Regions from separate parts of the Mus musculus genome. Here region 2 is linked to region 1. The links are chromatin loops, found by intact Hi-C in ENCODE. Cell type or tissue: left cerebral cortex. All regions are shown on one strand. Links, peaks and the distances in the headings refer to the core of each region. The heading gives the core; the rest is flanking DNA. Region 1 holds the start of H2bl1 (H2B.L histone variant 1). Region 2 has its middle 35 kb from the start of Gm35493.

Region 1 (16,590 bases), core at 3,909-11,908:
GTTGCTCCAGCTTTCCCTCCAAGTACTATTTACAGTCATAGAGTTCATCTATCTATCTATCTATCTATCTATCTATCTATCTATCTATCTATCTATCTATCTATCTATCTCAGTCCTATCTTGTTCAGGTGTGTTCTGCCTTGGCCACCTGGTTGCACTAGTCAGGCTCTGCTGTCATGGAGACACATCACCATGGTCTGCACACTTCCTTGCCTTTGCTTCCCATTCTCTGTCTTCCTTAGTTTCCCCTTCATCCCTTCTGCCTTAGGACTGCACCCTTTATGAAGTCCTGCCTCTCTGGCTTTTTACGTCTTAGGGAACTCAAAATGAGCTGTAGCTCTTGGGCGATGAGTTGAGTGACATAGTGTTCCTGTCTTCCAGTGACTTGCAGCTTAGGTTTAGAGACAGACACATGATGCTGAGAGTCGAGTCCCAAATCACTTGTTGCATCTCAGAGCCCCCAACACGTGGAGAGTTGTTTCTAGTGTCTAGTGATCGCTTCTTATCCTATCATCCGAAGTCACTTTGGTTGGTTTGTCATGTTGCAGCTAGACCTCAGAGGTTTGTTTGTTTTTGTTTTGTTTTGAGCACTTCACTTTCTGTGGAGGTTAGCATTTCCCCTGGGATTTCAATTGCATATTTTCAACATGTTTCTTTCGCTGCAGACATTTCCTTTAGAAAATGCACCATTCAATGTTTCTTTAACAATCACAGTGGTACATCAGCACTCTGTGTTCCTGAAACCAAATCACTGTAATTTCCCCTCCTGCTCATTCGGAGCGAGGGGACTGTAATGACATTGTTTACCCTCAGGTACTGTCTGGACCAATGATTTGCCTGATTATAATCTAATTGTTCAAACAGCCTAACTCGCTAGCTGTGTGGCGCTTTGTTGGTGGGTCTTTGTGACTGAGACGTTATTATTTCTCAAAATGATTATTTTTAGGTGAGGACTGCAATGTGACTAAAAATGTACAATAGCTGCCTGACAGAGGAAGATAGCCGTCTGTGGGGCAAAGCTTTCTTTATTTTAGAAGGGTTGTTTGTTTTTCTCACATAGATTTAAGCAGAGTAAAAGATCTCAACACTCTGGCCTAACAACTCATCTCAAAGCTCACGACAAAAATGCTGATTTAGGCCAGAGAGGTGGCTCTGTGGGAACCGCACCTGCTGCCAAACCCACGCTCAAAGAGAATTGACCCTGTAAGTTGCTTCTGGTTTCTACACACAAACCCTGGTCTTGACAGGTGTGCAACACACACACACACACACACTCAGAAACACATGCACAGAGTAAAAACTGTTATAATTTTGTTTTGTTTTTTTGAGATAGGGTTTCTCTGTGTTGCCCTTGGTGTCCTATAACTCACTATATAGACCAGGCTGGATTCGAACTCACAGGGAGCCCCATTTTTTTTTTTTTTAAAGTGAGGACTAATTCATTTTATGAGGTTTCTGTAGGTCTTCACTCCGGGAACATCTTAGCTAGTAGTTCTCTTCCAGGATCTTTTGTGAGTTTCTAGGTAAGGTGTTGGTTAGGGCCCAATTCCTTAGAAGCCTTGACTCACTCCCCAAAGTGGCTCACTCACCCTGACTCACAAGTTGGTGCTGGTTGTTAGAGGATGTCCGTTCTTTACCATCTGAAAATTTCCATGGGACTGCTTTGCTAGTCCCTCAACTATGGTACATGGTTTCTTCAGAGTGATCCAAGAGACAATCAAGGTGCAGTGGTGATGTTTGTTGAGGATATAGCCTTGCAAGCTACATTGTCATTCCTGATGCTGTCTATGCAGTGCTCAGACCAACGCTGATGTACCACAGTAGTGGACTGTGTGAGTACAGACTTGTGGACTAGGAGGGAAGACTCATTAGAGAGCCATTTGCTGGCTAGCTACCCTGTTAAATAGTACTGGCTGTTTTTCTTACAAGCCTTTTAACTCTGGCGTCATCTAAATGCACACATATCCAGCTGGGATAAAACATTCTTTTGTTTATTGACATTCTCAAGTGTTGCGGCCAACGTGGATCAGCAAGGCTGATGTCAAGCGGCTCCTCCGTGTTCCGTGCTAGAGGGACCTTTACAGGAAGTAATTACAAGTAAGGTCAAGAGAAGCCCATTGGGAGGCTTATGGTGATGGCTTGAGACCTTCTGTTCTTTTCACGTAAAACCTTAGTAACTCAGGGTTAGCATGACCCAGCTTTCTGGCAAGGTTTCAACAGACATTGCTATGATTCCATAAAAGGGCACTGAGCTCAGCCATGCTCACCATGCAGGGCATTAGGAACAATCACCTCTCAGCACTGCCCTGCAGCCCTCTTCTGCACCATTGTCACCTAATGGATCCACAACCTCTTTCTTCTCTCTCCATGAGTATTATCCCCATCATGAGAATTCCACGGTCTTCACCAGACATTTCATCAGGAGCCAGAGAAGCTGGGCCAGATAGCTGCCATGCATATAGGCCAGTGGTTCTTTCTGTGGCCCCATGTTCTTCATTGCTGAGGTCCTCAGCAACATCATGCTTAGCCCATAGAAACTCTTTCCTGCCAACACTCCATTTCCAGCTTTGATAGCTGCCTGCCCAAGATCCCCATGCAGAAGCAACGTTTCAGGCATACTTCAGTCTAAAGTCATAAACTCAGAAAAAGATAAGCCTCCAAAGGAGACACAGAGCGATTCCTTAGGAAATGGACTCTCCCCCTCTGTCTCCCAGAGGAGAGAGTATAAAGCAATGTTAAATACTGTCTTGGCTACTTTTAAATTGCTGTCATAAAACACATGACCAAAGTAACTTATAAAAGGAAGTGTTTAATTGGGCTTATTGTTTCAGAGGGTAAGAACCTGACTGCAGATCAAAGGAAGAAGGAGGAGCCGAGACCTCACATTTTGATCTATAAATGGGAGGCAGAGAGCATATTGGGAATGGCAAGTCTTTTGGATCCTCAAAGCCCTCCCCCAGTTAACAGACCTTCTCCAACAAGGCCACCCCTCCTGATCCTTCTCAAACAGTTTTGGCTTTTCGTTTTTTCTTTTGGTTTTTCGAGACAGGGTTTCTCTGTGTAGCCCTGGCTGTCCTGGAACTCACTCTGTAGACCAGGCTGACCTCGAACTCAGAAATCTGCCTGCCTCTGTCTCCCAAGTGCTGAGATTAAAGGCATACGCCACCACTGCCCAGGTCTTCTCAAACACGGTTTTACCAACCATGGAGCTATACCTTCACACTTTAATAACCAATTATGAAAATGCCTCTTGGGCCAATCTGTCAGGACATTTTCTTAACTGAGGTTTCCTCTTCCTAAATGAGTTCTACCACCAGGTACCAGGAAGCTCAAAACAGCCCATAACTCTAGCTCCAGAGAATCCCACACTGTCTTGTGGCCTCTGAGGGTACCTGAACTCACATGTACATACCCATACCCACGCTTACACATAATTTTTACAAAATAAAGTCTTTGAAAATATATATTTTTAAAAAAAATAAAATCAAAGTTACTGAATGGAGAAAGAGTAGATACCACAAGTTACCAGGGACAGCATTACATGATGATAAAGGAGGCAGTCTACCCTACTATTACACAGTGATCTGTCAAACACGTGAGCATCAAAGCTCATGAGCCAAAAGCTGATCTTAAAACTTCAGAAAGGCGCAGAGTGGTTTGGTTTTTCGTTGGGGAAGATTGCAGCTCTTGTTCAAGCACTTACAGCGTACCACGTCTATCCCAGCAAGGGCCTCAGACTTCGGCATTGGGTCAAAGAAAATGGCCTGAACCAAGCAGACCGCTAGGAAGTCCACCAGCGGGAAAGCACCCCTCTTGTCCCTCTCCCCAAACAGTGGGGTGCCCTCTACCGGTGGGGTGAAGAAACCTCACCGCTACAGGCCCGGGACCGTGGCTCTAAGAGAGATCCGTGGTTACCAGAAATAGACTGAGCTGCTCATCCGGAAGCTGCTGTTCCAGAGCTTGGTGAGGGAGATGGCCCAGAATTTCAAAACCGACTTAAGGTTTCAAAGTGCAGCCATCGGTGCCCTTCAGGAGGCTAGTGAATCATACCTGGTGGGATTGTTTGAAGATACCAATCTGTGTGTCATCCACGCCAAGAGAGTCACCATATGCCCAAAGACATCCAGTTGGCTCGACAGATAGGGGAGGAGAGCGGGGGGGGGGGGGGGGGGGCGGGAGAGCTTAAATTAAGGCGGTTTTTATGGCATTTTGTAGTAATTTCTGTAAAATACTTTGATTTAATTTGTGCTTTTTTTTTTTGTAAGAAATTGTTTACAATATGTTGCATTTGTACTTAAGTCACTCCATCTTTCACTCAGGATGAATGCAAAGAGTGACTGTTCACAGACCTCAGTGATGTGAGCACTGTGGCTCAGGAGTGACAAGTTGCTAATACGCAGAATGGATGGGTGATAATTCTTGCTTTTCATGATGCATGTTTCTGTATGTTACGACTTGTTGGGTAGCTATTAAGGTACTAGAATTGATAAATGTATACAGGGTTCTTTTGAAATAAAACTGGTTATGAGTTGAAAAAAAATTAATCACTGTGGCTATCTGTGACCCAAGAGCCTTGGTGATAAAACGGAGGTCATCAAGTTGGTTTGAAAAATTAGCACCTACATGTTGGCTATGAGAAATCCACTTTTAAAGTAAATCTACATATATAGTCTAAAAATAGACGGCTAAAGAGATGGCTCAATGGTTATAAATGTATCTTAGTTACGGTTTCTACTGCTGTGATAAAACACCGTGGCCAAAAGCAAGTTGGAGGAAAAAGGGGAGTTTGTTTTTTTTTTTTTTTGTTTTTTTGTTTTTTTGAGACAGGGTTTCTCTGTATAGCCCTGGCTGTCCTGGAACTCATTCTGTAGACCAGGCTAGCCTTGAACTCAGAAATCTGCCTGCCTCTGCCTCCCGAGGGCTGGGATTAAAGGCGTGTGCCACCATACCCGGCCATGGGAGTTTGTTTTATCTTACAGCTTGTAATCCTTAAGGAAAAGAAGTCAAGACAGGAACCTGGAGGCAGGAACTGAAATAGGGGCCATGGAGGGATTACTGGCTTACTCTGTCTCAGTTAGGGGGTTGCTGATGTGAACAGACACCATGACCAAGACAACTCTTATAAAGACAACATTTAATTGGGACTGGCTTACAGGTTCAGAGGGTCAGTCCATTATCATCAAGGTGGGAGCATCCTGGCACAGATGATACAGGAAGAGATAAGAGTTCTACATTTTCATCTGGAGGCTGCTAGGAGAAAATGGCTCCCACATGGTGAGGAGGAGAGTCCTATTGCCCACCCCCCCACAGCGATACACTTCCTCCAACAAGGCCACACCTCCTAATTGTGCTACTCCCATGCCAAGCATATTCAAACCACCATACTCTTCATGGCTTATTAAGTCTACTATCTTAAACAACGCAAGACCCCTTACCAAGAGGCAGGTGTATATTTTCTACGAATCTTATCAGCTGTTAAAGGATTTGAAAGAATTCTGTAGTTTTGAAGAACTTTTGGTTGTTTTTCTTTTCGATCCTAACTGGAATAGCCCAGGTTGATCTTGAAGGCAACTTACATAGCCTGCTAGCTTCCCCCACACTGCCAAATGTCTTCTGAAATAATCAGTTGTCAGAGGTAAGACTGTTTGTCAACACCTGGTGTGCAACATAGCCAGGTCTGATAAGAAATGATCTCAAATCTTAGAAATCCAACCTGTTCTCTCCTGAGCCTCCAACAAGTGCTAGTGAGCCACATGTATTTTGAGCACTCCTGGGATCCCCCTCATATGCCACCATGTAAAACCATTGGTTGCATACTGCATAGCTATTTTACACGGTAGTGCTAAGTATACACTGCCTAATGACTTGGATCCAGTCATTAAGTTTTCTGGGCCAGAGCCCCAGGGAATGTCTAGTTGGCAGTTGATCTGAGCATATCGTTATAACTGCTACAATTTTTGTCTTCTAAGAGTCTTCTCTTCATTTTCTCTGTATCTGTTGCCCCTGGCTTGGTTCTAGTTTGCCCCAGCTTTGTTAATGGGTGAGTTTCACTTTAAAATCAGCTTGCATGCCTCAGTGAGAGAAGATGTACCTAGTCCTACAATGACTGATGTGTGTGGGTGCGGGTGGGTGGGAGGGGACTTCCCCTTTTCAGAGGAGAAGGGGAGAAGGGAATGGAAGGGGAGGAGCTTTGAGGGGGTAGAATGGGAGAAGAGAGGACCCTGATATTAGGATGTAAAATGAATAAATAAATATTTAAAAAAAGAATGTACAAGGCTTTGTATTTGTTCCCCAGCATAATTAAATAGGTGAATAAATAAATACATCATTTGCCTTGAGAAAAAAATCCACTTTTTTTTTTTTTTTTTTGCTTGTTGGTGTGTGACATGCCTTATGGTGTGTGTTGGGGCCGGCTATCGGCTCACATGTTCAGGTTCGAGCCTGGAAGGCATCTTGGAACTGAAAGAAAAGAGGGAGCCTAGGCAGGTTGAGAAATAATGGAACCAAGACAACTAGTCTGCTCAAGGTTCACATGTATAAAGGAGAGGGGGAAAGCCCATTCCTGCCAATTCATCTTTGGAACCTGGAACCAGCTGCAGGTGATGACGTGCAGGATAGGGAGTAGTCTCCAGAATAGATCCCGGGGCCTCTCAGCAGGTAGCAGTATCTTAAAGAGGTACAGAGACCCTGGCTGAACAATAGAGTGATCTAGGGAGGAAGGCTCCACCCTAGATAATCTCCTTAGTGGCAGCAAGGTCAAGGTCTGGCTCAGCCTGCTTCAGGCTTAAGGGAGGCTACAGGTGTGTACCACTAGTTTCAAACAATGACAAAATCCATATTTGCTCATGTTGCTGACTTGGTAGGAAATTGCTTCCTATCTCCTTTGTGTCTTTTAATATCTTTGTGCTTTCAGTAATCTTTCATAATCACATCATATGTCCAACAGACTGATAACAGGCAGGCTCTTGCCATCTGCATTGTGTATCTCTGAGGAAAGGGCTGCTAAGTGACATGAGATTTCATTTTGCCACAGCATCATCTGGCAGTCCACAAGCTATCAGCCTCCATTTCTAGGTTAATACGTTTTTATTTAATAAGTCTGTAATCATCTTGAGGCTAACTACATTGTATGGTAGTCAGTGATCTTCTGGATGTCTGTGTTTGAATTAAGTTAGAGTCTGAATGACAATAATTCAAAATAATACTGGCATAAATAAGTTCAATTTTATTTTTCTTATGTCAACGTAGGGCAGCCATGGCTGGAAGGGCTGGAAGAGACCTGTGACCTCACCCTGTTAATTGTCAGAGATTTCGGGACCTAGGGATTCACCTCAAGTGGTCAAGCTTGACAGGAAGTGACACATGACCTGCTTGCGGAGCCACCTCTTCAGTATTCCCACCCCAGGTTTCACTTTTTAAGAAAGATTGTATTGTTTACTTTGTGTATGGGTATTTTGCCTGCATGTATATGCCCTGGAACTAGCATTACACACAGCTGTGAGCAGACATGTCAGTATTGGGAATTGAACCTGGGTCCTCTAGAGGACTGCTCCCAACTGCTGAGCCATCTCTCTAGCTCCTCCTAGTTTCACTTCTAAGGATTTACTCTAAAGCACTGGGAACAGAGCCTTTGGTAGATATTTGTATACCATGTCCATAGCAACACCATTTACAATGGCTGAAAGACAAAGGAAATGTAATCACCCATTAGCAAACAAATAAAGACAGATGCAAATGGAGGAATTTTATCTAATCTTAAGAAGAAGGAAAGTCTGATATTCTCAGCATAGATGCAGGAGAAGCTGTTACACAGCGTGATATGGCTGTGAAATCATACAGAACTTCACTTAGAGGCAGACCTGGAGGAGTCAGACACCTAGGGTCAAAGGATGGATTGGTTTTACTGGGACCCAGGAGAAGACAGAAGGGTAGTTACAGTTTAATGGTTGTGGTGGTTTGAATATGTGTGTCCCAGGGAGTGGCACTATTGTGGCACTATTAGGAGGCGTGTCTTTGTTTGAGTAGGTGTGTCACTGTGGGCCTAGGCTTTGAGAGACCTTCTTCCTAGCTGTTTGGAAGCCAGTCTTCGTTTTGCCTTCAGATGCAGATCTCTCAGCTCCTCTAGCACCATGGCTGCCTGGAAGCCACCATGTTGCTGCCTTGATGATAACGGACTGAACCTCTGAGCCTGTAAGCCAGCCCCAATTAAATGTTGTCCTTAGAAGAGTTGCCATGGTCATGGTGTCTGTTCACAGCAGTAAAACCCTACTTAACGCCGTGGTGCAGGTTCAGTAAGGCACAAGGTTGTAGAGATGGTTGGTGGCAATCATTGTTCAGCAGCCACTGAGCCACATAGTGAGAACTTGCATGTATTTAATATATTTTACAAAAATTCCAAAAATAAGGTGTTTTTTTTACACATATGCATTTTTATAATTAGACATGAAAACAGTTGTATTTTGAAGATTTTTTTTTTCCCAAGAAGAGTGATCTCATTTTGAAATTCTATTTTTATTATATTCTGCTTTAAAACGCATGCCAATGCAGAGGGAATGTGAGACTCCCTTCACCCAAAGCTCATACCTCAATCTAGAAAGGAAATTCCTCGTAATTAGACCGTTGCTTGAATTATGGAATGGTTTTTGCATTTGCTCTCCTTATTCCAGTGATTTGAAACATCAACCATACATTTATTTATTTATTTATGTATTTATTTTTGGTCTGTGAACTAACTTAAGGTGTCAAGCTTTGAGAGCCTGCTAGCCTAAACTCGCAAAGCATGCATCATTATCCAAACCTGTGTTTCGTAAATTCTCTTCTAAATGGGAAGTCCGTCCTTTTGGGCAATGTGCTGTGAAGTGATTTAGTTGTCAGGTGGCTCTTTTATTTATATTATTGGTTATTTTATTTATTTACATTTCAAATGTTGTCCCCCTTCCTGGTCTCCCTTCCACAAGCCCCCCATCCCATCCCTCCTCCCCTTTGCCTCTAAGAGGGTGCTCCTCTTCCCATCTACCCACCCACTCCTGCCTCACCGCTCCCACATCCCCCCTATGCTTCCCCTCCCACTGATGCCAGATAAGGCCATGCTTTGCTACATAGGCAGCTGGAGCCATGGGTCCCTCCATGTGTACTCTTTGTCTGGTGGTTTAGTCCCTGGGAGCTCTGAGGTGTCATGTTAGTTGATATTGTTCTTCCTATGGGGTTGCAATTTGCTTCAGCTCCTTCAGTCCTTTCCCTAACTCCTCCATTGGGGTCCCCAATGGTTGGCTGTGAGTATCTGCATCTGTATTAGTCAGGTGCTGGCAGAGTCTCTCAGGGGGACATCTATATCAGGCTCCTGCCAGGAAGCACTTCTTGGCATCATCAATAGTGCCAGGGTTTGGTATCTACAGATAGGATGGATCCATAGGTGGGGTGGTCCCTGGATGGCCTTTTCTTCAGTCTCTGCTCCATTTTTTGGTCCCTGCCTTTCCTTTAGACTAGGTTAAAAATTTTGAGATGGGTGGGTGACCCATCCCTCAATTGAGGTCTGTGTCTATCTACTGGAGATGGTCTCTACAGGTTCTATCTCCCCTTTGTTGAGTATTTTGGCTAATATTATCCCATTTGGGTTCTGGGAACATCTTGTTTCCCTAGCATCTGGGACTTTCTAGTGGCTCCCCCCAGGTCCCTACCCCTTACTGCTACATATTTCTATTTCATTTCCTGACCCTCTGGATTTTCTCCTCTTTTCCCATGCCTGATCCTGCCCCATTTTTTTCCTCCCCCTCTTCTCTCCCTCCCATGCCCTCCCTCCCTCTACCTCCCATGATTATTTTGTTCCCCTTCTAAGTAGGACTGAAGCATCCACACGTTGGTCTTCCTTCTTGTTAAGCCTCATATGGTCTGTGAGTTGTATCATGGGTGTTCTGAGCTTTTGGGCTAATATCCACTTATCAGTGAGTACATACCATGTGTGTCCTTTTATGTCTGGGCTACCTCACTCAGGATATTTTCTAGTTCCATCCATTTGCCTGCAAATTCCATAAAGTCATTGTTTTTAATAGCTGAGTAGTACTGCATTGTGTAAATGTACCACATTTTCTGTATCCATTCTTTTGATGAGGGACATCTGGGTTGTTTCCAGCTTCTGGCTATTATAAATAAGGCTGCTAAGAACATAGTGGAGCATGTGTCCTTTCTATATGTTGGAGCATCTTTTGATTTGATAGAATACATAAGCAACCCCAAAAATTCTATCAGAGAATTCCTACAGCTAATAAACAACTTCAGCAAAATGGCTGGATATAAAATTAATTTAAATAAATCAGTAGCCTTCCTCTACACAAAGGATAAATGGTCTGAAAAAAAAATCAGGGAAACAACACCATTCACAATGGTCACAAATAATATAAAATATCTTGGTATGACTCTAACCAAACAAGTGAAAGATCTATATAACAAGAACTTCAAGTCTCCGAAGAAAGAAGTCAAAGAAGACCTCAGAAGATGGAAAGATCTCCTATGCTCATGGATTGCCAGTATTAACAGTAAAAATGGCTATCTTACCAAAAGCAATCTACAGATTCAATGCTATCCCTATCAAAATTCCAACTCAATTCTTTACAGAGATAGAAAGAGCAATTCTCAAATTTATCTGGAATAACAAAAAGCCCAGGATAGGGAAAACTATTCTCAGCAATAAAAACCTCTGGGGGCCAGGTGTGGTGGCACACACCTTTAATCCCAGCACTCGGGAGGCAGAGGCAGGTGGATTTCTGAGTTCGAGGCCAGCCTGGTCTACAAAGTGAATTCCAGGACAGCCAGGGCTATACAGAGAAACCCTGTCTCGAAAAACCAAAAAAAAAAAAAAAAAAAAAAAAAAAAAGAACCTCTGGGGGAATCAGCATCCCTGACTTCAAGCTGTACTACAGAGCAATTGTGATAAAAACTGCTTGGTATTGGTACAGGGACAGACAGGTAGATCAATGGAATAGAAGTGAAGACCCAGAAATGAAACCACACACCTATGGTCACTTGATCTTTGACAAAGAAGCTAAAACCATTCAGTGGAAAAAAGACAGCATTTTCCTTTCTTTCTTTCTTTCTTTCTTTCTTTCTTTCTTTCTTTCTTTCTTTCTTTCTTTCTCTCTCTCTCTCTCTCTCTCTCTCTCTCTCTCTCTCTCTCTTTCTTTCTTTCTTTTTTTCTTTTCTGAGACAGGGTTTCTCTGTATAGCTCTGGCTGTCCTGGAACTCATTTTGTAGACCAGGCTGGCCTTGAACTCAGAAATCCTCCTGCCTCTGCCTCCCAAGTGCTGGGATTAAAGGTGTGTGCCACCACGCCCAGCAAAAGACAGCATTTTCAACAAATGGTCCTGGTTCAACTGGAGGTCAACTAGTAGAATACAAATTGATCTGTTCTTATCTCTTTGATCAAAGCTCAAGTTCAAGTGGGTTAAGGACCTCCACATAAAACCAGATACACTGAATCTTTTTTTTTTAAATCTTATCTTTTTTTTTTTTTTTTTTTTTTTTAAAGACAGGGTTTCTCTCAGGTAGCCCTGGCTGTCCTGGAACTCACTCTGCAGACCAGGCTGGTCTTGAACTCAGAAATCCGCCTGCCTCTGCCTCCTGAGTGCTGGGATTAAAGGCGTGCACCACCAACACCCGACTCAGATACACTGAATGTAATAGAAGAGAAAGTGGGAAAGAGCCTTGAACACATGTGGGGGAGGGGGTATTTCCTGAACAGAATGCCAATAGCTCAGGCTCTACGATCAGGAATTGACAAATGGGACCTCATAAAATTGAAAAGCTTGCAGTAAGGCAAAGGACACTGTCAACAGGACGAAATGGCAACCCACAAATTGGGAAAAGATCTTTACCAATCCTACACGCGATAGAGGGCTAATATCCAATATATACAAAGAACTCAAAGAAGTTAGACTCCAGAGAACCAAGTGACCCTATTTAAAAATGGGGTACATAGCTAAACAAAGAATTCTCAACTGAGGAATACCAAATGGTTGAGAAGCACCAAAGAAATGTTCAATATCCTTAGTTATCAGGGAAATGCAAATCAAAACGACCCTGAGATTCCACCTCACACCAGTCAGAATGGCTAAGATAAAAAAAACTCCAGCAGCAGCAGATGCTGGTGAGGATGTGGAGAAGACACTCCTCCATTGCTGGTGGGACCGCAAGCAGGTACAACCATGTGGAAGTCAGTCTGGTGGTTCCTCGTAAAATTGGAAGTCGTTTTACCTGAAGACGTAGCTATACCATTGCAGGGAATATACCCAAAAGATGCTCCAACATATAACAGTGAGCTCTTTTCAAAATCAATTAATGGGGGCTGGAGAGATGGCTCAGTGGTTAAGAGCACTGACTGTTCTTCCAAAGGTCATGAGTTCAAATCCCAGCAACCACATAGTGGCTCACAACCATCCATTATGAGATCTAACACTCCCTTCTGGTACATCTGAAGACAGTGACAGTGTAACAGTGTGTACTTAGGTATAATAATAAAATAGATCTTTAAATCAATTAATATACTTACTTTTAGGTATTTATTATATCATCAGGTAGCTTGGTGTTGTTATGCAAACATAACACACCATGCTTGCACAAACTAGATGATAAGGCTTCTTGCACCCAGGCTGCAGACCTGTACAGGACACTACTGTGTTGTACCTTGCAAGCCATTATAACACAAAGGTAAGTAGGTGCTTGTGAATCTAAACATAGAAAAGAGTACAGTAAAAAATAGTGTGAATAGGAACGAACAGCTGTACTGTGATATCAGGGGCCCGCCATCACAAGCAGGGCTGGCCACTGGCTACAATAACACACGGTAGGGCTTGAATGCTCTTTAGGCTTCCTGGGTCATGTTAGGGATATTTTGGTGCTTGTTTTTCTTGAACATCTGCACACAAAAGTAGAAGACTCACTTAGTGCTGTGGTGAATGCACACACACACACACACACACACACACGTATATTATATGTATATGTATGTGTATGTATACATATGTATATATAATCTTTGCATATGGGATTGGCTTAGAAGTTGAGATTTTCTGACCCTCTCCCTCTTAGACCTCAGGGCCTTTCTGTCTGTCACTGAGCTGTGAGTCTGCTGAGATGGTTCCCAGGTAGCTGGAATGGCTGATGAAGATCAGCTTTAAGTAGCTCATCCTCTCCGTGTACACCCTGGTTAGCTGAGTAGGGCCTGTACAGGGGTTTTCAGGAACTCTGACAAGTTAGATTCAGAAGCAAAGGAACCCAGGAGAAACAGAATGTATCCTGGGCACCCATCAGGGAAGGCCTCCTCCTTTAGAGTGGCTTCAGTTCCAACCTCTGAAGAAACATAAAAACAAGCAATTTCTTTTTATTTTGCCTTGTGGAAATTTATGTGTCTCTTATAACCAGAAAGAAGAAGAAGAAAAAAAACCCCACATTTCTGTAGTCTGCTACAAACATCTCTTCTTTGGAAGATGAGCCAGCAGCACCTAGGAAAAACTGAGTCCAGGACACCAAGGGCTCAGGAATCCTGCTCTCAAGGTCTTTCCCCAGAAGAGCTCTTGAGGGAGATTGTTCACACTGTGTCGCCTGGTCTCCCTGGCAAGCCTGGTATATGCTCAAACCCAGCCCTGCCAAACCCACCCACCAGGATAACCTCAAGCACGTGATGGGTTCTCAGTGCCTGCTTTCATCCTCCATGGCCTGAGGATAATGATTTAATCCTTACAGAGTTTTGTGGGGTTAAGTAAATTAATATGTGTAGGGTGTGATCAGCTGGGTTATGTTTCTGTGACTGTGGCAACTCTACTAGTGAAAAACAAGTCACTCTAGACCTCTCTCAGGAAAGGGCATATGACAAGTTGTGACAGTGTGGCATCCTAGATAGAACAGGCGTGTAAGCAACCCAGATCTACATTCATCTGCAGGCAGGAACCTAAGAAATAGTGTAGAGAGAGAAACATATGCGCTATGAACTTGTGCTTGCAATACAAACAAAACGGAACTTCTGGCTTAGGGATACATAGATAGCAAAGGACAAAGACAATCCAAAGAATGGGGGTGGGGAGTTGGGAGTGGGCTCAGGCTAGCAGGTAGGGAGATGGAATTGGGAAAAAGCTTCATTATCTTTAGAAAGATCTTATACTTAATAAAATGACCGAGCATGTTGGCACTGGTCTACATAACAAATTTCAGGCCAGGACTACACAGTGAGACTCTGTCTCAAAAAGAAAAATAAAAACTAAACTTAATAAATTGGGTGGAAGTTCATGGAAGAACGGGGGTTGGAGGGATGGTTCGGCTGTTAAGAGCAGTGGCTGCTCTTCCAGAGGGTCTGGGTTAGGGTCCCAACATCCACATGTAGACTCCAACTACCTGTAACTCCAGTTCCAGGGGACCCAATGTCCGCTTCTGCCTTCTCAGGTACCAGGCAAAACATCCTATACATGTAAAATAGAGTACAATAAATAAGTGACTCTAAGCAAGGTTATGGCCAATTTCATTTACTTTCCCCAAGTTTCAATTAGGCTTGAACATGGATGGAGCTTAGGAATGAATGAATCTGTGGACGGCTTTACTTCCAAAAGTCACAGCAAGCGTAGCCAGCTTCTTCGGCAACAGCAGATGCACTGCCTGCTGGATATCTCCTGGGGTGAGGGTACAGCGCTTTCTGAGGAACATCTGCTGGCAGGCTTCCGTAGCAATGCGTTCGAAGATGTCATTGATGAGGATGTTCATGATGTCCACAGAATAGGATGATATACCCCTGTTAGGGACAACTTCCTTCAGGACTCTGTTTATGTAAAGGGAGTAATTTCCATGGCCCAAATTGATGCTAGAGCAACGTGAGTGCTTTCTATACAATGGTCTTAGATGTCTTTTGATGTAGCATTGTCTTTTGAAGGTGGGCTTGGCCATTGTAGATGTTGTTTCTCCTTGTCCTTTAGGAATGGAGAGGAGAAGGGCCAGAGGATGTCGGTTGGCTGTCCTACTTATAGTGATGTGTCACAGTCATGTTACCAGAGCTCCTCTCTGATTGGTACTTACTTTCCTATGTCACAGACACATAGCAACAGAGCCTCCGACCTGTTGCTGAGGAGAAAGTGGCTCCCCTTGGGCTCTCCTCAGAGTGGGAGGGTAGTACAAGGACTGAGGCCAACCTCAAGCTGAGAAGGAGAGTGTTCAGGCTCTCTGCTTTTTATTCCATAGTAATTTGCAACCATCCTATACAATTTAATCAGAACTGAACAAAAGCTTGCCAAAGTCGGTGGTTGGTATAACAATAGGAAAACAAAACAAAAACAATGTTAGCTTTTTGTGTGTGTAAGTCATTACTTACACAAACATGCATAAACTCATATAATAACCATTGGGCAAAGGTGCTGGTCACCAAACCTAAACATTTAAGTTTGATCCCCAAGACCTATAGTAGAAGGAGAGAGCCAACTTCTGAAAGTTGTCCTGACTCCCAAGCATATGCCATGACACACAGGTACTCTCTCTCTCTCTCTCTCTCTCTCTCTCTCTCTCTCTCTCTCTCTTTCTCTCTCTCACACACACACACACACACACACACACACACACACACACATCTCTCTTTGTCTCATACACACAGAAGTAAACATAACAAAACCAAAATAGCAACAACCTATTTGAGACCTTTATTTAGCCAATGAAGTCTAGTACTTAGCAGATAAAACAGCAAGGCTTCCACATTGCACCTCACACATGCTGACCCCAAGTGGGGAAATCTTGACTGCATAGTTTGTGGTAGTGGGAGACCATATTCCCAGTCCTCCCTCTAAAAAGAGTCGACCATTTCATTTTCATGATGTTGGCTCCTTAGGAGCCAACTGAAGAATTCAAAACTCCCATCTCTTATTGTTTAGATTATGATATGAACTGTGTTCATTAACCTTCTACAATGAGAACATCATTCTTGTATATTTTATAGCCTTAGTGACACAGTTTGCTGTTGCTTGATATTGTAGCTCTGTCATTAGCCCAAAGACACTTTGTTGGGTCATTCTTGCCATGTGTCATGTTGGTATTCATTTAAGAAATCCTCATATGCTTTCTTAATCAAATCTACCCTTGAGTAAAATAAAAAAGAAGTAACTATGACAATAACTCATGAGCATTTCAATTATTCATGATGGCCACTGCTATTAATAGTCTCATTAAATGTCCTTCGAAATGAGTTTCTGCCCTAGGAAGGCAGAGAGCTGTGTGTAGCTTCCAGAAAGCTGTTTCTCCTCTGTTTCTTCTACTTAAATATAGGAGGGAAGACAGTATGATGGCAAGTAACTTTAAATTAGCTCTAATTTCTTTTTTTTTCTTCTCCCACCCTCCAGAACCCTGCCTCTAATTTCTTTAAAAAAAATATGTGTGTGTGGATGTCTGCTGGTATGTATGTGCGTACACCATATTCATGTCCCTGGTGCCCGAGGAAGCCAGAAGAGGATATTGGATCACCTGAACTGGAGTCACAGATGGTTGTGAGCTGCCACATAGGTGCTGGAAATCAAACATATGTCCTCTTGAAGAGCAGCCAGTGCTCTAAACTGCTCTTCCATCTTTTCAGCC
Region 2 (14,094 bases), core at 1,361-9,360, 59 kb after region 1:
TCAAAGGGATCACCCGTGTCCTTGAGATAGAAACGAATGTTCCGTGCAGAATAGCACCGAGAGCTGCATCTTAGACGCACTTGTATACTTCTCTAAGCAATTGGCCTCGCTTGGTCCTGGTGGGGCATTTTGCTTTCTGAAACCGTGCTCTCTCACACACAAGCATCAAAAAGCATCATAAAAATGCTGTTAGATGAAAGGAAGTATGTTCGTTGGGGTTTTATGCTCCCAACGCAGCTGGAACAGAAACTTCTCTTTCCCCCTTTAAGATACACAAACAAAAGAAAGGAGACTTTGATGAGAATACAAAATTTCCATTCTGCCTGGAGCATATGTGTTTTCCCTGTGGATGTTTGCTGCTAGATTGGCAGCATAAAAACCTCAAACCAGGAGAAACATCAATTTATGCCTCTGTTTTATGTGCCACAAAATGGCGACTGGTGTTTACAGCACTCCTCCAGCAAATTGAGGCAAATGTACCCTAAAGGAGATTGAGCTTTGCTATTAGTGTGAAACCCTGACTCCAAACTGTCCGCCGGGCAGCATTTCCATATCTCATTATGAACTGGATGCTTAAGATGCTACGGAGAATTTCATCTCACGCCGTTTGTGCCATACTTGGCTTGCAAGAAATATTAATGAGGTAGACTCATAAATCTTTATTTACCGAGTCTAGAGACTCCCCTAAATTTGCATTTGCAAACCATGATTGCATTATTTCCTGGCACCCTGAGATATGAATTTCCCAGTGTCTGGGCAGGCAGCTCCATTAGAGTCACTTCTGTTATGGAATGTTGGAGGAGGAGCGGCCACTGATGAAGACTTATTTGATATTCATCTGAGCACACTCTTTGCAATAATGCAGGACTTAAATCTACACAAAAGGATTACATTGCTGCGTGTATCTATCTGTCCCACTTTGAAGGCACTTCCTTCAACTGTCTTGGTCTTGCATTCTTTGGACTTTTATAAACGTTTGGTTAATTCTCTTGCTGAACTGGAGAAAAGGAGGGGTAACTCTAACCCCATTGTGAGGATTACATTCTTCTTTCATTTGCAGTCAGTTTGCATTTTACAGCAGCAATCACATCTGTGTGTTCTCTGAGAACAAATGGCTCCCAGACTCTCAATCTCTAATGAGCTGGGCCCTGCTGGGGCGGGGAAGGGGAGGCAGGCAGATGAGAGCTCAATTTTGACTTGAGAAAACTGACTTTTCTTGACAAACTTTGTCAGTTTTGGAAATAATGTTTATCACAAGGATTTGCCAATGGAGGGAACATCTACCCTCCAGAGACTCACAGAGTGAAGGGACCTTTTCCAAAAGGGACTAACATGGTCTCTAGGGAGTCTGCAACATATAGCTTCAGCAATAAGAGACCTCAAAGTCTGCCCCACAGTGACACATTTCCTCCAACAAGGCCATACCTACTCCAGCAAGGCCATACCTCCTAATAGTGTTACTCCCTATGGGACCTATGCTTTTCCAACCCACCACTTTATGTAATGAAAAATGAAAACCCCAAACAAAACCTCTCTATACTGGAAATTATTTCTCAGACAAGACTAAAGGAGGTGTCAAGACAGAATGATTAGAGATGTGAACATGTTACAGACAAAACACTATTGCTACTTGGGTGTGGCGAGAGTCCCCCACCTCCTTCCTTGATGGCCTAAGGGTCTTTCAGTCTCCCCATTGCTCCACTCTTTCCTGTCATTTCCTTCCCTCCAGCCACAAAGAGGGCATCTACTTTCCTGCTGTACATAATGCTGAACACCAGAGATACCACTTTAATTAAGAAAAGGAATCTGGGGTGGCTGGCTATCATGAAAAATCCCTAAGAGCCATCAATTAAAAATATCACCGCTGTCTTTGTCTTCACCAGAAACAAAGGGCACGCTAAAGCAAACTTTGGGAACAAAATTGAAGCTCTTGAAACTCAACTTCTAAGACTTGAAATATTGGAAGAGTGAAAGATCTCACCGTTTGCAGGAAGTTTCCCAAAAGCAAGCTTGTTCACCAAACTGTGCTAGGAGAACTAGTCAAAGACCCACTGAGGAGAGACCAAACTGACAAAAATCCAAAGCAGAACATATGTGCGAATCTTCCTGGCCACGAATCAGACAATGTTTACTAGCCTGTGACAGGGGTATGGAAGACACACACACACACACACACACACACACACACACACACACACACACACACAAATAGGAAATGACAGGAAAGAGGAGTGGAGCAATGGGGAGACTAAAGGACCCTTAGGCCATCAGGGAAGGAGGTGGGGGACTCTTGCCACACCCAAGTAGCAATAGTGTTTGTGTGTGTGTGTGTGTGTGTGTGTGTGTGTGTGTGTGTGTGTATGTGTGTAAGAGAGAGACAGGGACAGACAGAGACAGACAGAGACATGGATGGTAAATGGGGAAGCATCTATCTACTGAGGCCATCTCCTCCTCCCTGGACCGCTGTCAGAGGTTTGAGTGATTAGTTCCTAAGAACATGTGGACACTGAGGGCCACCGGCATGCAGTTCTTATTCCCCTGTGGAGTTTCTGCTAGACTGGGAAGAACAGGAGTAAGCACCACTCTCTCCCAGCCCCAGGGCCCCGTTCTTTCCTTGGTTCTTTTCCCTTGAGCACCGCACCTGTCATCCCAAAGGGAAGCAGCAGGGGGAGGGAGTTCGGGGGGCCCTTTTCTCTAGTCACCACAGTTTGATTCTGTAGTATGGAAAGCCCCGGCATGAGTCTAGCATCCTTGATGTGTGAGGTCGATGGATTCAGGAAAGGAGAAAGACTCAGAGCACTCCCAACCTTGGCTCCCATGCACCAAGCACATCTGTCCCCATGGCTTGCTTGTGCCTGGCTGCCAGGTAGCGCAGCAACCACTTAGACTGGAAAAAATGAGTCAAATTAATTTTCTTGTGCATTCTGATTACTAAACTCTGGCCCCGAATGCTCTATTTTCAGAGCTTATTATCTGTGGAATGGTCATTATTTCCCAGAGCTGAAAACAAGATTAAAGGGAATAACTGTGTGAAATGGTTCAGACTAAACCTTGTAATTACTTTGTTGTTGAGCGGTATTTTAGGATGAAGCCTAAATATGGCCAAATTTATACAATCATAGCCAATTTTTAACCCACTACAGGGCTGGAGTCAGGGATGAATTCCAGCTTACAAATTTCCACGGTACTTATAATTTAAGCCATATGATGGAACAGCAGTGTCTTATTTAGCAAATAATGTCCTGGGGAGAGATGTGGTCCCAGTGGCCCCAGGACATAGACCACCATGTTCATATTCTCTGTCTCTTTGTAACTGTTTCTTTTTTTTTTCCTTTTTCTTTTTTACTTTATCTGCATTTATTTTATGCTGAATTTATTCCCGTGCCATGAGTTTTTGTTTCTTCAGTTTCTTCTGGAATATCCTTTTCTTCTGTGCAGCTTCCTCTTCTGGCTCTGGAACAATCTGTTGCTTCTCAGTGAGGATCATCTCACTGTGGCAGGGGGAGCTCATGTATGGGTTAATCCGGCCATGAGCTCTGTAGGTTCGTGAGCGCATCTTAGGTGCCTTGTTCACCTGGATGTGTTCAATGACTAGAGAGTCTACATCTAAACCCTTAAGTTCAACATTACTGTCTGCATTTTTAAGCATGTGCAGCAAAAATTCAGCACTCTCTTTTGGCCACTGTCCCTGTGTCCAGGCCCACTGTTGGCCTAGGTGCACCTACCGACTCCACCATTATACCACCAGCACGGCACACATTGCTTCTTTAAATTGACCATCCTTCAGATACTTGGTGGCTTTTCGGATATGCGTACTCTTGATGGCCTGGGCAGTTTCCCAGGTGTTCTTAAAGTGAACTCTTGATTTGCATGATTTTGTGGGGTTTTCTGGGTCAAGAGAATAGCAAACCATCTTCATAGGTCATCTCTGGCTGCTTACAGGAAGAGTGCAACTGTTTCTTGAGTGATCCTAGATAGAGGTGTTCTAATGTTTTGTGCTGTATCTTTTTTTTTTTAAATATTTGTTTTAACGTGTATGAGTGTTTTGCCTGCAGGTGTGTATGTGAACCATCTGCGTGCTTGGTAAGGGAAATTAGCAGGAGGAAGGCATTGGATCCCTTGGGACTGGGAGTATGGATGGTTGAGTGCACCATGCAGGTGCTGGGAACTGAACTCAGCCCTCTGCAGGTGAAACAAGCAAGAGCTCTTAACCACTGAGCCATCTGCCCCCCCCCCATTTTTTTCTAAAAGAATTCCATTTTCTTTATTGACCTGAATGGGCTGTTTTCATGAAGAAGTCTCGAACTGTCATTATTCTTGACATTTTGGGACAACTTTCGCTTTATTTTGAGTACATCAAGCATGGCTTTAGTCAAGATTCATTAATATTAGCCACTGGCAAGAGAACCATGGCAAGTGCCCTGTCTGAGAAAGGCAGACCCATACGCCCACTGGCTGAGTGGTACAGGCCCAGAGTGTCCTGAAATTTGACATCCCTGCCCCAGACTAAAAGGTAAGGAAGTGTGCTTTAGTTTTAATTAATTAATTAATTAATTAAATTTTTTACACTCCATATTTTATTCCCTCCACCCCACCCTCTGACTGTTCCACATCCCAGACCTCCTTCCCAACCTCCTGTCTCCACATGGATGACCCCACCCCCCACCCCTCCTGACCTCTAAATTCCCTGGGGCTTCCAGTCTCTTGAGGGTTAGGTGCATTCTCTCTGAATGAACACGGGTGTGGGCCTCATATCAGCTGGTGTATGCTGCTGAAAGAAAATTAAAAAATTGAGATCTGTGATTCATGTAATGTATGTCAAATAGCCTAAAGAGTTGTTTGTGAGCTTTGAAACCTGGGGCTGAGAAAATAGCAGAACAGGCTGGGACATGCCCGGGCAGGCCCATCGTTACCTGTCCTGACTGGCCTGGTACCTCCCTATCTCCCGCCCTTCTGACAGCCTGCTGATGTTTAAATGAACCAATCATGTGAAACTGCGCCAATTCTTCCCTGCTGATGTTTAAATGAACCAATCATGTGAAACCGCGCCAATTCCTCCCCCAGCCCCACCCCTTTTCTATAAAAACCCCTAGCTTCCAAGCCTCGTGGTCGAAACCACTGTCTCCTGCGTGAGATACGCTTCGACCCAGAGCTCCGCCATTAAACTACCTCGTGTTCTTACATCAAGTTGGTCGTCTGTTCGTGATTCTTGGGTGTGCGCCGAACAGAAATTGAGTGGGGGTTTCCCCACTAGGTTCTTTCACTGCCTGTTTGGTGGTCCAGTGTTTGAGAGACCTCCGGTGTCCAGATTAAATGAGACTGCTGGTTCTCCTACAGAATCGCCCTTCTCCTCAGCTTCTTTTAGTTTTATGGCTACTGGCACGGCATGGAAGATACAAGGAGTCACTGGGGAAAAAGAAATTGCCATTCTCAGGCACAATGGCGGGCGGAGCATCAGCAATGTGAGCAGATCCTTGAAGCCTTATTGTCCACAGTGACTCACAACAGTTTCAGAGGGCACCTGCACTAAAAGATGGCAATGGCCGGAGGGCATTTTCAGGCTAATGGCTGTTTTCTGTCATTTTGGTAGGCTGCATCACCAGGAGGAATCCTGAGCTTAAAAAAAGCCGTGGGTTTTTATAATGGACAGTAAGCAAGCCTGCTTGTTGTTGTAATGGGAGGCAACCTGTCTTCAGCACTTCTTGCTATATGATGACCTTAAGAGGGGCCTGGAGGAAGGGGCATGTAGGGAGGAGACACACTGAAACTGTTTCTGAGAGGGATCGCATACAGGAGGGTCTAGTCACTGTGTGGACTGGCTGACTGGGAGAGAATTCCACGTGCAACAGGCAGCCTCTGAGCACAGGAATAAGGCTCAGCTATTTTGAATATAAGTGTGCAATCATCACAAGGCAGGGCTGTGTGGCAGGTATTGACAGAGGACTATGCTGGGACCTGCTTGGCTGCGTCCTAGAAATCTGACTGGGAGTTAGTTATTAGAGACTAAGAAAGAAAGATACAAGTAACATGAAGCTGGGATCAGGTGGGCCGTGCACACAGTGGGCCATCAGCTCTGATAGCCAGTGCATTTGTTATATGAGTAATCTCAGTGGGTGGGGTGGGGGCTTCTGTGGGGGGGAGCAGTGACAGGAGGGGGTGATCAGGTGATCACCCAGACAAGGATGCTGTGGATCTCTGCACATACTGTTTTTACCTAAAGGGCAACTGTTTGTCAACGTCTATATTCAGGCCAGGCCAGAGGAAGGCACTCACCACACCCCAGCCTGACCCTGGGAAGGCCTTGCCATGACCTTGAGCCTGAGACATTGATGTCCTTGACCTGTCTGTGCTCATATCACTTGTGCTCATTAAGACAAGGTGTGGTGCTTTGAATAAAAACGGTCTCCATCGGTTCTTAGGGATGGGCATGATTGGAGGTGTGGCTTTGTTGGAGTGGGTGTGGCCTTGTTGGAGTAGGTGTGGCCTTGTTGGAGTAGGTGTGACCTTGTTGGAGCGAGTGTGGCCTTGTTGGAGGAAATGAGTCACTAGAGGTGGACTTGGTGCTTTCAGATATTCAAGCTAGGTCCAGTGTCACTAGCTCTTCCTGTTGCCTGAGGATCCTGATGTAGGAATCCCAGCTACCTCTCCAGTACCATGTCTGCCTTGGTGCCGTCATGTTTTCTACTATGATGAGAATAGACTAAATCTCTGAACTGTAAAACCAGCCCCAGTTTAATGTTTTCCTTTATAAGAGTTGCTGTGGTCATGGTGTCTCTTCACAGCTAGCTAAGACGTATGGGCACAGTCACTTCCTGCAGGCCTGGCTCTTTCTACTGACCGGGCTAGCACTTTTTTCTAGTATGTTGGTCCAGTGAAAGGGCAAAACCCTTTCAAAAGGTGGCCACCCGGAGGAACCTGTGCAGGCTGGTTTTGACAGCTGCCTTCTCAGCCATTCACTTCTTGGAGGACATAGCTGAAGTCCTGCTCAATGGGGGCAAGAGTAAGTGGTTTCTTGTCAGATGGGGGTAGCACTAATGGAGCCGGGAGAGGAGGAGGGTGGGCAGAAAGGCAGCACTCCACCCAACTGTAAGATGAGTTCCCAGGGGGGGCCAGTGACCTGGCTGAGAGCTGCAGACATGCACAGTACTGTGTCCACCCCCCCCCACCGCGTTAACTTTTTTTTGTTTTTTACTCAAAAACACATCCCTCCTTTTTACTTTCAGAAATAACACCCACTTGAGGCAGAAGTGGTATATTTTTAGTTCTTAATGTTTGGAAAATAGAGAAAGAGCAGAAAATAATCAGACTCTAGCAACCAGAACCTTATAATGCAAAGCCCCCTCCCCCACTCCTCCCCACTCCCGCACCCCTCCCCCTGCATTCCACACCTTGTCTGTGGAGGTCAGTGACAAGGAGTAGCTACAGACAGGGTGCGTGGGCAGCCATTGGAGAATGGGAGAGACAGAGTAGGAGGTAGATAGGGTCTTCCTACACTCAGGGGATGGAAGGATGATGCAGGTAGGAGGTGGGGAGCAGTCCATGGAAGTCCCACGTAATTTGATCCCCTGTGACTTTCCAAGACAGGATCTCACCGCAGCTGAGAGACAGGACATGGCTGGAATAACCAGTTCCTGCAGGAATGAGTAAACTCCTCTGATAGCTGGGAATATCCTTAGGCAGCTGCTTTGGGGTAGGGGAGCATCCTAAGGGTCGTGACCTTGAACTGTCCGAGTCCTCTGTGTTTCGTTCACACCCGTGCCTGTCCAAGGTTTAGAGAGAGTTAACCAGAGAGGGCTCAGGGCAGACTGGCTGGAGTTTGGTCAAAGAGATTCTTTGTTTTCAGGCGGTTCGGTCTCATTCCTGGTTCCACAGGTAGAGACTGGGTGGTTTAATCTCTGCATGTCGCATGTGCGCCTTTCTGCCACAGTGAGTCCCTTTCTTGCTGCTTCTGTCTGGGAGCAGATGAAGGAATGTGCTTGCACTGGAAACAGTCAACAGAGCAGTTGTTTCCCCTACCTCACCTCTCACGCTGTGGTAGCCTGCCCTGTAGGGGCAGGCTACGGACATTGTTTCTGGTTACAGGTGTTCTTTCTTCAGGCAAATGGCCTTTCACTAGTAGCGGCTGTAAATCAGGCTGGCCATGCTAGAAAAGCTAGCTGGCTTCTTAAGAGGTACCTGGGGTGGTGACCTACTAGGAAAGGGGGCCAGTCATGGGAGCAGTGAGCAGAGTGATTACCTTCAAAGTCAGACTGTGCAGGTCCAGGCTGCGCCAGTGACACAAGCGCTGTCCCCTCTGCACAGGTGGAGAAACCTTTGATACGGGAGATAAAAGCTAAGTGGGTGACCCAGCTTGGAAAGCGGGGCGACATACTGTACTTACAGTTGACCCCGGTGTCAGTCACTGCGTCAGAGATGACACACTTCTCTGGCTTCAGCTTCTTGCTAGGAGCCTAGGGAATTCTCGCTACCAAAAGCCCTTTGGGCCTGTGGCCACCCTGCAGACAGGGCCCCAAGGCAGCTTGTTAAACAAAAGGAAAACCCTAGTTCTGCAAGAGCAGGGACTCTAAAGACCCAGGCGTCTGTGCTTTCTTTGAGGAGTCTGTGGTGTAGCTCTCTGCTCTCTCAATCTCTTTGGAACTCCCATGGTGGTGGTCCTGAAACCTCCTGGGTTCAAATCCCATCTGTGCCTCTTTCTGGTTGTGTGATCTAAGGTAAGCAACTTGATCTCTCTGTGCCTTACTCTCCACATCTGTATAATGGAGATGGTGATAACATCTCCCAGGGGTATCACGAGCATCAACTGCATACATAAGGTGATTTGCTCAGTATATAGCGTGTGGAAGACACTGATGGCTGGTGGTTTAATCATGGCCACCACAGGCTAGCTCTCTAGTTTGACTGATGCATCACTGCTCACCTGGCAGCCCAGGATCCACCTTAGCCTGAGGGGCTTGCAGTCTTTTGCCGGTCAGTAGGACCCTTCCTTCTGCTCCAGTTCCTTCCTCTCCTTTGGTTGTAGGAGGTACAACAGGGTTTATTTTCCAAAAAAACCAGTTGCACCCCACAATTGCCCCACCTCGAAAGCGTGTTTGGAGAGTAATACAGGGTAATGCAGGGTCTGGTGTACCCTCGACCAATGGTCATCCTCTGTAGGCGTCTTTGGGTTTTATTGCTCTGAAGAGACACCACGACCATGGCAGCTCTTATAAAGGAAAACATTTCATTGAAGGTGGCTTACAGTTTCAGAAGTTTAGTCCATTATAGTCATGGCGAGGAAGCATGGTGGCCTGCAGGCAGACACAGGGCTAGAGAAGGAGCTGAGAGTTCTACAACCAGATCTGCAAGCAGCAGAAGGTGGACTGTGACACTCTACAAGACTTGAGTGTCTGAGACTTCAAAGCCCACCCCCTAGACACACCTCCTCTAACAAGGCCACACCCACCCCAATAAGGCCGTACTTCCCACACCAAGCATTCAAATGCTTGAGTCTGGGGTGTGTGTGTGGGGGGGTGGGGGTGGGGTGGGGAGAGGAGCATTCCTATTCAAACCACCACAATGGAGGAAGTTCGTTCTCTTCCACTTAGCTTGCAGCTTCAGGAAGGGTACACACAGAGCAGCGAGGAAGAAAAGGGCCACTCGCCTGGCCAGCTAGACTCTGAATCAATGCTAACAATCAGTAGAGTGGCAGATATTGTGGCCTGATTACCCACAGTCTCATTATCCCACCCAGGTCTCTCCATCTTGATGAAGAATGGGGCCCACCCTGCTGCTCAGGGGTCTGAGTGATGGTATCAGTGTGGAAGGCTGGAGGAGCCAGGAGTCTCAGAACACCTCCCCATATGAAATTGGAGGATATCAGAAGAGAGGTTAGGGCTCCAGACAAACTGTTGAAGAGGGTGTTCTGAGGGTCTTATAGCTGTCTTCCCAGGCATCTGTCCTTGAACCACATGGGAACAAGCCGGTTTCATAAGGCGCAGATGCCCATGGTGCCTTTTGGCTCTGCAGTGATACAGAGTGGGCAAGGTAGCTCCAGGAGGAGCCAGTGTGTGAGACAAGGCTTCTTCCCTCTTGGCTGTCATGTGTAGGTAGGTGATGTATCTTTGCCCGTAGCAGGCACACAGCTATGACGGGCGAGTAGGTTGTGGGTGGATGTGGAAAGCAGCTTCCTAGAATAGCTCAGAGCTGTGGTGTTTATCATCCCTCCCCTTCCCCCGCCCCCAAAGACCTCTGCACCAAGTGGGATTGAATAAGCTACATTGCCCTGGGATGCTTCAAATGGTTTCTAGCACACTGACTAGGAGAAAGATAGGGGTCACCTTGGGGGTCTGGGACTCATAGAAAGGCAGGAACAGTGAACTGTCCAGGATGCTCTGTGGTTTTTAGTTGGTCCCTCACTCCTATCTAGAGGTAAACAGGTGAGCTCTTGAGCCAGAGGCAGTTGACCCTTCCCAAGACTCAAATGTTGGAATTCAATTACACCTTGTATGACTGTGGTGAACCCCTGCCCTCTTCCAGCTGTCATGGGGTCATGGGTGAATGGCGATGTCAGGAGCAGCGGCACATAGACTCCTCACGGTGAAAAGTCACAGTAGATGGTGGCCCACAACGACATCTCTGTGTGAGCTATGATCATGTTCCATCTGGCATCTGGGGTATGTGCATGCGCCTTCTCCTGCCACTCACAATAGTCTGTCCCCTCTTCCACCTTCTCGCTGCTGTGGGTTGAACCTAGAGTCTTGTGCGTGTCAGGCAAGTGCTCTGTCATCAGTATTCAGCACTTTTAAATCGATTCCTTCTATTAAGTTGTTCAGCTGGACTTGGACTTGCTCTGTAGCCTGGGTAGGCCTTGAACTTGGGATCCTCTTGCTGAAGAAGCTCAAGTAGCTGAAGTTACAGGCAGACACTGCAAGGCTTTCTCCTTCCTGAGCCTTGTTTAAAAGGCAGGGTCTTGTCATAGAGCCCAGGTTGGCTTAGAACTTGTGATCTTCCCACATCAGCCTTCTGAGTGCTGGGACTATGGACATGCCATACTATACCCGGCTAGACCCTCCTGGAGCAAAGGAGTGGTATTCATCTATTTCTAAGGAGGCATCACAGTGAAGAGACAGAGACCCCGGACTTGGTATGCTCTAGAGCCTGCCTCTGTTATCTTTCGGGCTGTGAGCTTAGTGTACTTGCTCCCCCTCCTTGGTCCTCAGATCCCACCCTGGGTGAGAAGGAGGCAAGATCTGCTTTATAGCTGTGCTGTGGGATTAGTACGTTCAGCCATACCAGCCCTTCCACTGGTTCTAGAGTGGTACAAACTATTAGCAGTGGTGACTCACAGTCTAGGGAGGACCTACTGGTGCCTCTCATCAACTTGTCACTCAGCAGAGACGCTTAGCAGAGAGTCTCTCTTTGATACCGTCCTATTTGGTTCTCCTCCTGTAGATGTGAGATGTAGGAGAAATAACAGAAACAGACTGGTGGCCAAGTGGCTTTATGGTCCGCATCTGAGGAAGTCCGTATGATGATTACAAGTCCTTATGACTTGTAATGATGATGTCAGGACAGTCCTATGCAAATCACCCACAATTTCCATTGCTACATCTCCCAACCTAGGGCCGGAGCTAAGGTGTTTTCTTCCTGGAGGTTACTAGCATGGAAGAGTGTCCTGTCCGCTCTGCTTTTCGGTAATGACTTCTTTCCCTCAGTGCCCTGAAACCTACAGTCCACAACTTTCTACTCCCAACGCACTAGAGCACTTTCCAAGAGGGAAGAGTCCCTGCTCATAACTCAACTCTGCCAAGTCATGAGAAATCTCACTGATTTCTGGAGAGGCAGCTGCTGATTAGAACCTATGTTCCCATTCCACTCAGGCCCGGAGCTAATGCGCCTGATTGTAAGTAACACTGTTCTCTTCTGTGACCTTTGAGGCCTTGGACAAGACTTCTGGGTGGGGGTGTGTTCAGTGTTAACTGTGAATCAGGAAGAAAATAAGCTCACCCATGGCCATCTTTCTATGTCCGGCAGGATAGCAGCAGTGACCTTACTGGTCTAGGCCCAGGGGTGGGAGGTGGGCAGAAGCCATCTCCCAATAGTGTCTCACCATGGCCAAGTTATTTAGGCTTTTTAGTCTCAGTTGCTCCTGTATGGAGTAAGGGCAACTATACTATAGTCCACAGACTCTATTTGTGCCTCCGAATCCAAAGACACCACCAAATACTGACTGAAACACTTATAAAAAGGAGATTCTGTAGTACACACAGGTTGGCTTTTCCCTTGTCATCATTGTCTAGACAATGTAAATAAAACTGTCCACATAGCACTGCATTGCATTAGGGATATAAGGAGTCTAGAGACTCAAGTATATGGGGAGCTATGCATAAGTTGCATACAAATAGGGGGTTGCATGTCTTTGCTCTTTGGTGTTGGAGGAGGAGGTCCAGGATCCAGTCTCCACAGCCACTGACTCACAACTGGATTTCTGTAGAGTTAATTAAATAGTTCTTTGAGGCTAAGTATCTGGACTCCAGATCTTCATGTGAGTCTGTACCATTGGGTCCCATTATTTTCTACCCATAGTTCATTGCTCATTTTAATCATCTGGCAAATATTTGTTGAGTGCTTTCTGTGGGCCAGGTACTAGTGAGGCCTTGGCAATGCAGTGATGAAAGAGGCCCAGTACTGAAGTTCCAAGAATGGAGTTGGCATGTCTATCTCCTTCTTTCCCCTATCTCTTCTGTCCTTCCTTCCTTCCTTCCTTCCTTCCTTCCTTCCTTCCTTCCTTCCTTCCTTCCTTCCTTCCTCCCTCCCTCCCTCCCTTCCTTCCTCCCTCCCTTCCTCCCCCTTCTTCTTCCTTCCCCCTTTTCCCCTTTCCCTCCTTCCCTCCTCCTCCCTCCCTTTCTTCCTTCTCTCTGCTCCTTCTCCTTCCTTCCTTCCTTCCTTCCTTCCTTCCTTCCTTCCTTCCTTCCTTCCTTCCTCCTTCCTTCTTTGCCAACAGCTTATCACATTCGGTTTAACAAGGACTGCTGGGCCTCTGACCAGTGTAATCTGTCCTTTGTCATTACCAACAGAACCCTGTATCCTTGGAGGTGGCAGGAGGAGCATTAAGATATTACTGCTTAAAGCTACTTGGCTGGGCATGAATGCAGTGAAACTGTGAGATGTGTGTGGTTGGCAGTCAGAGTGGGGCAGGTATTATGAAGCTCAGTTCCTAGTAACTAAGTTGAGTTTTCTCCAGGAAGATGCTGCACATAAGATAGAAACAGGTTTAACTGTCTCCCCTAAACCCCAAGAAATGAAGGTTGGAGAAACATGAAATAATTCAGCGCTAAAACATAAGAGCATCTTAGCCTTTCTCAGTACAGACCATAGGGAGCTGATAAAACCTATGCTTTTCTTCCCGAGGATTGGAAGGACCCCTAAACCCCAAGATTTGGCAATAGGTGACTAAACACACAATGAATTTTATTTCAGCTCTACTGGTATTGAGTGGCATGACTGATTTTTTTTTTTTTTATCTCAGCAGAGGCATCTCAAATACCCAAAACATTATTGGGAAGTCCATAGTGTTTAAGCCTATCTGTACACCTTCATGATGATTGTATGTTTAATAATAACAATCAAATTAGAATTTTAAGCCACCAGTCATACACTTTCATTCATCCTAAGGAGTGATAAAAAAGAGTATCTTGCTTTTATCAAATACCCAGCCAGTCATTTTGACACGGATGTTTAACCAGCTGTCTCAGGTACTTTTCTATTGCTATGACAAGACACCATCACCAAGACAACGTATAACACCAAGAACTTATTTGGGTCTTACAGTTTCAGAGGTTTAGTTGGAGTCCATGACCATCCGGGAGGGGAGCACGGCCGTGGGCAGGCAGGCATGGCATTGGAGAAGTAGCTGAGAGCTCACGTCTTGATTCAGAAGCGTAAGACAGAGAACTAACTGGGAAAGATGTGGAAACTTTGAAACCCCAAGCCCCTTCCCCAGGGACACACCTCCTAATCCTTCCCCAAAAGTTCCACCAAGTAGGGACCATATATTCAGACTATGACTATACGAGCCTTTGGGGGCCATACTCATTCAAACCACCACATCGGCAG

Evidence for each region. Peaks named below come from ENCODE experiments on the same cell type or tissue, not always from the same donor. Only the 100,000 strongest peaks of a DNase experiment are listed, where the experiment ranks them.
Region 2: it touches region 1 in a loop (6-fold over the local background); 1 of 42 quality-filtered maps calls a loop at or near these places.

Annotation. Positions count from the first base shown.
Region 1 is chr13:98,969,595-98,986,184 of GRCm38, forward strand. H2bl1 (H2B.L histone variant 1) reads right to left here and starts at 14,971. Exons shown (of 1, transcript NM_027064.1): 1 at 14,496-14,971. The coding sequence starts at 14,922. The coding sequence ends at 14,551. It also overlaps the pseudogene Gm47052. In left cerebral cortex, for the core only: no CTCF peak of the experiment used is centred there; a DNase peak (open chromatin) is centred at 8,325.
Region 2 is chr13:99,030,936-99,045,029 of GRCm38, forward strand. No RefSeq gene overlaps it. Among named protein-coding and RNA genes, the nearest start is that of Gm35493, 35 kb to the right of the region's middle. In left cerebral cortex, for the core only: no CTCF peak of the experiment used is centred there; no DNase peak of the experiment used is centred there.